Linked DNA regions of Mus musculus: region 1 is linked to region 2. Evidence: chromatin contacts called from ENCODE Hi-C or POLR2A ChIA-PET data. All regions are on one chromosome and are shown on one strand. Each heading gives the region's core, a stretch centred on a gene start or an enhancer-like site at or near the end of the contact. The rest is flanking DNA. Distances are from core to core; before and after follow the strand shown.

What was found. A loop is a pair of places that touch in the nucleus more often than their neighbours do. ChIA-PET counts read pairs that join two places held with the same protein, here RNA polymerase II (POLR2A).
Region 1: a loop to region 2 is called in a map of T-helper 17 cell, with 1.8 times the contacts of the local background. The contact joins the enhancer-like site here to the promoter of Dgkg in region 2. A Hi-C loop is called at or near these places in 1 of 37 maps with a recorded cell type or tissue (T-helper 17 cell). POLR2A ChIA-PET finds 5 or more read pairs at or near these places in 1 of 5 experiments (Patski).

The regions. Positions count from the first base shown.
Region 1 is chr16:22,696,079-22,700,308 of GRCm38, reverse strand. No RefSeq gene overlaps it. Among named protein-coding and RNA genes, the nearest start is that of Dgkg, 41 kb to the right of the region's middle. Within about 2 kb of position 1,532, at least 1 of the 3 ENCODE cell types and tissues checked has a DNase peak (open chromatin) inside an H3K27ac peak, as active enhancers do.
Region 2 is chr16:22,655,464-22,659,790 of GRCm38, reverse strand. It overlaps Dgkg (diacylglycerol kinase, gamma), which reads left to right and starts at 2,560. Exons shown (of 25, transcript NM_138650.2): 1 at 2,560-2,842.

The sequences.
Region 1 (4,230 bases), core at 283-2,782, 42 kb before region 2:
AGTAGTGACAGAATATTGAACTGGGAGATGAGAGATGAGATCCTGGACTGAACTTTCCAAAATTTGCCAACAGTACACCTTTCATCAACAAGTCATCGTGAGCCTCATTGACAGCCACTATAAAACAGAGGTGACAATATCTACACAATGAGCACCACCCCCATTGCAGCTGCTAAATAAGTTCAATCATGTAGATGGCACCACTTTATAGAATAAAGAAGCTGCTGCTGCTTATGGAATTATCACTGTATCTCAGATCCGGGCAGATGGCTTCATGGACCAGACTCAAGCTGTTACTAGAATTGATTGTGAAGGTCAGACTTGCTCCTTCTGCTGTGAACCTGGCTCTGGATTTGTCCTTCCCACCCCATCATAGGAGTGCTGCTGTCTCAGTGAGGATCCCTGGAGAGGCCCGAGTCAAACTGCCCTGGAGACATCAGCACTTCAGAATGTCAGAGATAGAGGCCAGGAGGAAGGAGAGTCCATCTTTCTCTTTAAGCAAGGCTGGAGAAGGTGCCGGCTCTGAAAACCTTTCCCTCTCCTGACTCTAAACCCGAAGTGGTAGCTTCTTTCTGTTAGTATAATGGGACACCCTAACCCTGGCTTTCGCACATTACCACGTGAGGCAGCTTCCCCAGATCCCTGGACCTGGAAACTTCATGGAAACTATAGTCCATCCACCCATCCACTACCAGAGAGAGCCTGTATTGGTCCACAAAGACTCACAGGCTTTGGCCCTGGTCTTTGGGGGGGAGGGGCAGCCTTCATCTGGGAGTAGACATAGATGTTACCCTCGAGGGATACTTGGTATGTTTGGATAGATTAGATTCTTTATATTCTGACCTCTCTATTTTCTTTTTCTACTTCAGGGGCCGGAAGAAGGGGGACTGTTTCCAGACTATTTTAGGTGAACTTGCTAAAGAATAAAAAATGAAAAGAAAGAAGAAAACGAGCGAGGAGACGTCACAGCTATTTTTAGCTGACTCTCCTCTCCCTCTAGGCCATGGGCTCTATTTGGGAACCTGTGTCTTTGGTGGGCAGCCAACCTTGTGCTTTTTCACAGAGCAGTTACTGGCAGAGGGCAAACATGTCTGGTCCTCCTCAGCGCATTCATGGTGACAGGCTAACCTCTGTTCTGGCTCAATGCTCCTGGCCTCCAGTGGCTCAGCTGCTTTCTACCGTGCCAACATGATGCAGTCAGGACTTTGGCTCTGCCCTCAGGCTCAGGGGCATCAGGACACAGCAACTTCTAGCAAATTAATGACTTTGTATGGCCACATGTTATGAAGAATCATTCATTATTCACTGGCCTGGGATCCCTTGCAAACTGTGATCATATGACCTGCTACCTGCTCGGGGATCCTTGCTGCTAAATACAAACCCAGAAATTCATGAATGTTTCATTCAAGCAGAAACGATTTCGGTTTTGAGATGGCTCATCATAGAAACTGGGGGGGGGGGGGAGGGAGAACACGCATAGTCAATCGGATGGAAATGTCCCAGGGACCAAACCTAGTAGATCTGAGACCCAACTCAGGAAGGGGCCAGCATTGGCAAGGAAGAGGCCCCATGTGGGAGGTAACAGGGATCAATACAAGGAGTCACCAATTGGACAGTGCAGGAACCTGACACAGTCCTGTTCAGAAAAGGAGTTGCTGCAAGAATGAGGTCCCAGTCTCCAGTTCTAGTGAGAAGTTAGTGGGGTTTCAGGAAGCACAACAAAGAGCCACAGAATGGAGAGCATACGAATAGCAAAAACTGACTTTATTCCTACTGCTTTAGAAGCTGAGACAGTCAGATCCTCAGTGTCCTGTGAGGGCTTCCTGCTTCACAGGAATTACTTGCTGTCTGTGTGCTCTTGTGGGGAGAGGGGCCATCCCCTCATAAGTACACTCATCCCATTCTTGAGAGATCTACTCTCATGACTTACTTCCCAAAGCCCCGGCCCTCTGACCTTACACATTGAATAGTTGTAACAAATGTTCAGTTATTAACAAGTAGGTCAGGTAATGATTTATTAGAAAAGATAAAAAATACACTCCGTGTCTTATTTGCTTCCCGGCTACTCTGACAAACACCATGACTAAGAGAAACGTGGGAGAGGGAAGGGTTTATTTGGTTTGCAGGCTACACTGAAGTCAGGAATCCCGAATCTCGGAATGCGCCTTACAGGTATATTTACCCGAGTGCAAATAACACAGGCACAGAGGTGATTTATAGTATTTGGTCTGTAGCACTGAACATATGAAAATAACATGAGTGTCCACCAATAGCAAAGCTGTGAAATAAGCTATGGAGAATCTGAGTTCTGATGTGGAAAAATAGCTAGGATATATTAACTAAAAACAAGGCAAGAATTCTAAGGATACTCTAAAGCTTTGTTTTAAATGAAGAAGGGGAAGAAAATGGAAGAGGGTTTGAGAGACTGATGGCAGCGGCTGGATGGAAGGGGACTTGAGAGACTGATGGCAATGAATGGCTGGAGTAGGGATGAGGACCATGCATATGTGAACTAAATGAAGCAAGCAGCTTGCTAAATATATTTACATATTTTAAATTTATGGTCTTTGTAAACTATTACAGATCCACAATTAAACTGAAAAGAGGAATAAAGAAGCTGAACAACCAAACCAGATGACCCCGCCCTACAAGTTTGCAGCGACGATCCTTCCTGTAATCAGGTGGCCTCTTCCCGTCTCCCATGACAACTGTGGATCAAAACCACTGACCTCTGCAAACCACAGGCACAGATAGATGTCACACAGTCCCGACAGAAACAAATTAAATTATTTTGTAGGAAATAATAACGTAATTAAGAAAAAAGGAGAACCCGAGGCAGGTCTTTGCAAGAGAAAAAATGTAAGATCATTAATTTTCACAAGCTAGAAGAGTGTTCTGTGTAAATATCCTGTGACTAAAGTGAAGTTTATTTTTTGAAAGTAAGTTGTCAAGAGGGACTAGGAAATTGTATTAAGCCACCACTATGATGTGAATCTGGGTGTTGTCTTCCAAAGATCCATAGATAAAGGCTTGTTCCATGGGCTGTTGGTAGCAAAGCCCCTGTTGGCCAAGAGTGGTGACATGTTTACAGTCCCAGCACCTGGGACAGGAATATCAGGATTTTAAGGTCCCTGGCTGAACAGTAAATCTGAGACAAGCATGGGGTACATGAAACTCCGTCTTAAATTCTACTCAAAAAGAAAAAGACAGAACCTGTGGACTTTGTAGCAGTTGGCCTCTGGAAGGCCTTAAGGTCCTGCAGGGAATTATAGCCTCTGGCTTCTGGTTTAGACTGAGCGCTCCATCATACAGGCATTCCTACCATGTGGTGTAAATGTTTCTGGAGGCCTAAACAAGCGTAACTACCTGATCTTGGCTTGAACTCAGAACCGTTAGCCAAAATAAACCTCTTTGCTTCATAAGTTGCTTGTATCAGGCATCCTATTGTAGTGATGGGAAGCCAATACATCAGCAATCTTGTGACGCACACTGTATGATACCCTCTTGGTATCTTTCCACCTTACGGTGAGCTTCAGTTATGTCTCTAGCTCTTTCTCTATGCCTTAGCCTCACAATCCTCTACCAACATCCCCAGATATCTCACAGAGTCCCTCCCACACATAGCTAAGCCCAGTGAAGCAATGCCTGTGATTTACAGCCTCATTTTCCATGGATTCAGTAACCTGTGGTCAATTGGCCCAAAAGTATAAATGTAGAATTCCAGAAACACCAAATTCATAAGTCATAAATTTAGAAACTATGTGAACTACTACAAATTTAAAAATCATAATTAAAAAGAATGGTGAGGCGTCATAATGGACACCTGCAGACTCAGCATCTGAAGGCCGAGGCAGAAGGACTTTGAGTTCTTGACCAACCTGGGCTACCTCATGAGTTCTAGGCCAGCTTGGGCTACCTCATGAATTCTAGGCCAGCTTGGGCTACAGGGTGAGATTTTCCTCAAAGAATAAAGGACAAAAGAAAGGGGGAAGTCAATTAGCATGTACGTAGCTCCATGTGTCTCCCCCACCAGACTCTGTCCCTCCCAGGGCGTGATCATCTTTGTCCAGCACATCCACCCTCCGTGTGTCAGCAACCTGTTGGGCACTCTGCAGCCTGCTCAGCTATCAAAACGACAACCTGAGCAGCCGAGTGTCTGGGTTAGGGTAACCTTTATTTTTCCTTAATAATTACCCAAGGTGCAACAATAATAATGATAGCAATTTGAAA
Region 2 (4,327 bases), core at 1,311-3,810:
AAAAAGCTCACCTCACCTCACTGTGTGTCCACTCCAAGCAGGGAATTTAGGGTATTGAAGGCTATTTCCCAGCCCTCTCCTCTCCTCCTTGTATAAAGTGCCCATTTTCTCCTGGTCTTTGAGGCACACATCTACTAATCTTTCAGATCCCGTGCCCAGCCTGCCCCATCCACATTTTGTTTTATCAGACTAGCTGTTCGTTTTGCTGCTCCTATCTCTCATGCCTTCCATACTGCTCTGACCTTCATTATGACACTTTTCCTGCATGTCACTAGAGTGGAACTCAAGCAGCCACTTCTTAGCCTCTGTCAGCAAGGCTTCTTGTACTGTAAGTACCCTGTATCTGCTTAGATGTTTAACTCAGCACCACCATTGAATCCCCCAAAGGAATCTATTCACAAACCCTCTTGTGAACACTTTTGACTTCATAAACATATTTTATAGGAACAAGCACCTATTTACCAATCTTTATAAGCATTTCTGTTCTCCAAATTCTTGCTTGGCACCCTTTGCAGAGTTTCTTATTATTATATAATAACTTCCCTAGCATGCCAAGTTGGATCGCTACACTCTACTTCTGCCTGCCTTCCCCATTTATGCTATCAAGCTTATTATTTCCTTATTGTCAAAGACAGAAAGCTCCATGTTGTCCCAACTCTTGCCTGCAGCCATGCCTTCCCTATCCAGGCTCTCCTTCAAGTTAGCCTTCTCTAGAATGAGTCCGGACTAGGGAGAGACAAATGGTTTTCTGTGACACATGTGCAACTGTGGTTGCCTCCTCAGGGATGCAATTCAGAAGAGAAGAACTGCATCTTCCACAGTCACTCAGCCCAGCACAGCAAAGACATATACAGTAAGATTACAGCTCAATGGAGATGGTGTATACAGTAAGCCTATGCCCAGTGAAGATGTATACAGTAGGCCCATGCTTGGTGAACATATATACATTAAGCCTATGCTCAAGGAAGATGTATACAGTAGGCCTGTGTTCTGTGAGTATGTGTACAGTAAGCCTGTGCTTGGGCCTGCCTTTTTAAAAGACAAGACACTAACATTTCTAAGCCCTTTCTGTCTTTCCATTCCTCTTTTCTCCCAGGTGAGGTCCATGACGGGAGTCAGTGCGAAGTGCCTGAAAAGATAGCAGGAACTTTAATAAATATTCTCGGAATGAGTAAGTCAGTACCTGACATGGAAACAAGAAGATGAAGGACAAACTCACACACGTGTTACAGAACACCCTCACACCAAGTGTGTCAGCCTGGCTGAGGGCAGCTCTGAGAAGCTACCCAGGGGCCCTGGATCAAAGAATGGATTGTGGATGAAGTGTGAGCACAGGGTATCATCCATCCATCCATTGGCTTTGCCCTTATCATCATGCGGAAGGAAGTGTAAGAGCTCTCAGGACTTCTGTTCTGTCTTGGTTCCATCACCCCCTGCTAGTGGCCAGGGATGAGTTAACCACTGGGTCTTTCAGTGCTTTTCAACAGTCACGTCTGCAGCTTCCTCCCCAGATGCCTAGACACACAGTCCCCTGCTCCTCTGCGTTCCGAAAAAAAAGCTTTTCTTGGCTGCAGTTCCACACAGGGACCTCCACTGCCCACTGGCAGAAGAGAATTCTTGGCTGTGGAAACGGGTGAACTCCACATATTTTACAGATGAGAGTAAACTCCTGGTGACTCTAAATGTGGTGTGAAACTGACAAAAGTCATTCTGTTGAAATAACATCGCCGCTGCTGCCACCCTACGCAGACACCCGCGTCATGGAAAGAAAAGGTCCCACAGGTCCCCGTGCCTCTGCCACTGCAGCCTCTTGGGCCTTATCCTCAATCCCACGTCATTTTCTCTAATTTTCTACTTTTCCTTTTTTTTTTCTAGTTCTCTTTTTTCTTGTGCATGTATATTTTGTTTGTTTTAGAAGTGTTTTATTTGTCCTGTAGGAAGACTACCCAATGTCATGCAAAGACAAAGGAGAAAAATCATAATCTTTAGTCCTGAGACCTTACCCATCCATCAGAGCCCCTTTCTGCTTAGCTAGATTGATCCCGACCATGTATGCCTGCAGAGGAGAAATAATCACCAATCTGCTGCCACTGGGTCAAGATTGTCAGAAATGTCCTTCTGGACGGGATCGATGACAATGGACATCAGAGACAGCGAGTTCCTAGAAAACAGAGAACTTGTTGATTTATTTTTATGTTAATATATTTTTCTTTGCTTTGGTTGGAATATTTAGGCAGCTCAGACCCCTAGGTTTCTAGGTTAAGGAACGTAAACAGCCAGAGGACATTGTATTTTTCAAGTAATGTCCTCTACCTTGATGTCAGCTGGTTTCTCACAGCCACCAACCAGCACTCTGACCAAAGCCCTGCCAGCCAGGAGTGCCCTGATCATGTACAGAGGTTCCCACCCAACGCATCCGTGGGTGTGCGAGTGTGCGCGCAGCACGTGTTTATGTGTGTGCACCAGTGTGTTTGTGGGGTGCGCGTGTGTCTGCGCGCGCGGGTGTGTGGCGGGGGCGGGCACTGCGCCCGGGGGGCAGGGCTCCGCAGCGAGAGTGGCAGCTGGACTTGCGATGCTGCGAGGGACAGGGTGCAGAGCCGCAGTGCCGTAGCGGGTAGCAGAGGCAGCCTTCCCTTCCAGCAGCGAAGGCGGAAGACCCCGGGGCGCCAACCCTGGTGGCTGCCTGATGTCTCCGCCCCAGAGAGGGCTGCACCGGGAGATCGCCCGGGCGCCCGCTTCGGTCCCCTTCTGTCTCTCGGTTCCTCTTTCCTCCCAAGTAAGGGAATAAGCGGCTAGGAGGGAGCGCCCCCGGCAAGCGCGCAACCAAGTGTTGCATGGTGAGGTAAGACCGCGACCGCGAACCAGGGATCACCAGTTTGGGGGGACCCGGCAGCAACTTGGAGAGCCAGGGCAAAGCAAGAGTGGGTCCCGCGATAGGGAAAGGAACTGCAGACGAGGCCCCTGCGCTCATCTTGACCGCGCCACCTGCCACAAACCCTGGCCAGAGGGGATGCGCCAGTGGACTGGGCAGGGTGGGGCCCCCTCCCTATGTGGTCGGTGCAGAAGCGAAGGTGTGCAGAGGACAAGCGGCCTTGCTTCGGGCAATTTGCTGAAGCAACTGGTCAAATGCCATCCTTTCTTACGTTGACTCCAGGGTATCCAGAGCGCGGCACAGGGAACCCGAGGGCTGCGGGGAGCAGAGAATGTCTTTCTGCTGTCTGGCCGCCAGAGCCTCTGACAGTCTCGCAGGGTTCTGAGACTTTGGGACACTCCAAGTTCAAAGCCTCTAGGGTGGTGGGTTTAGAGAGAAGCTGAAGAGAATACAGACACCTTGGCAAATAAAAGGGGTAGCGTCGTGGGAATCTAATATCGGCCTGTTTCTTTTGGGTCACAAGACCTGTCTGTGTTGGTATCTCTATAAGGGAACCTCCAGAATTACCTGTGGGGCTGTGAGGCCGTGGGACATACACGAGAACTCCTCAAGACCCCCGCACACATATCTCCTGATGTCTCTTTCTTCAGAACTAGTGAACTAGAATTTGAGGAGGGGGCTGTGGAGCTCGTAAAAGCCCTACAGGTGATTCAGGGGCTCTGCCTCCATCCCTGCTGTGGACAGGGAAGAAAAGCACCATATGCAAGCAGTCCCGTTGTGCAATTCTGGGTAGCTAGGTAGCGGAGAGACCCCTCCCTCAGTCGCCGGGGGTGGGAGGAGGAGGGCACCAGGAGGGTCTGCTGAGGGGCCAGATGACATGTGACTGAACCACAGTGGCGTTCAAGAGTGCTGGGTGGACCTGCGGACTCACTTGTCCCGGCTGCTAGATTATCTGTCCGTGCCTCATTAGCATACGATGGCCTCCCTGTGGGGAGCAGGACCTAGGAGAACTGTTTGTCAAGCTTTCGGTTCGGGGCCTTAGGGGACACATCATAGATCTAGAGATGTACAATGACCACCTCCAAACATCATGAGGGACAGTAGTCTGCCCTTCTGGTCTGGAAGGGGACATCGACTTTGTTATCTTGGTGCCTGGGATTCAGTGTTCATAAAACGCAGCTTCAGGATCCACTTGCTGGAGTACAGGGTATCCCCACAGTCAACAAAGGACTGAAGGAGTGACATTGGCTCACGGGGCAAACATCAGAAAACAAATGTGTGTGAGAACACACACACACACACACACACACACAGAGAGAGAGAGAGAGAGAGAGAGAGAGAGAGAGAGAGAGAGAGAGAGAGAGACTGTTTACAACTATAACCTTCTCAGTCTATGGGTGTCCCCTAACATGGGAAGATGTTTCTTGCTTAAAGGGTTGTATTTGCCAGAAATTT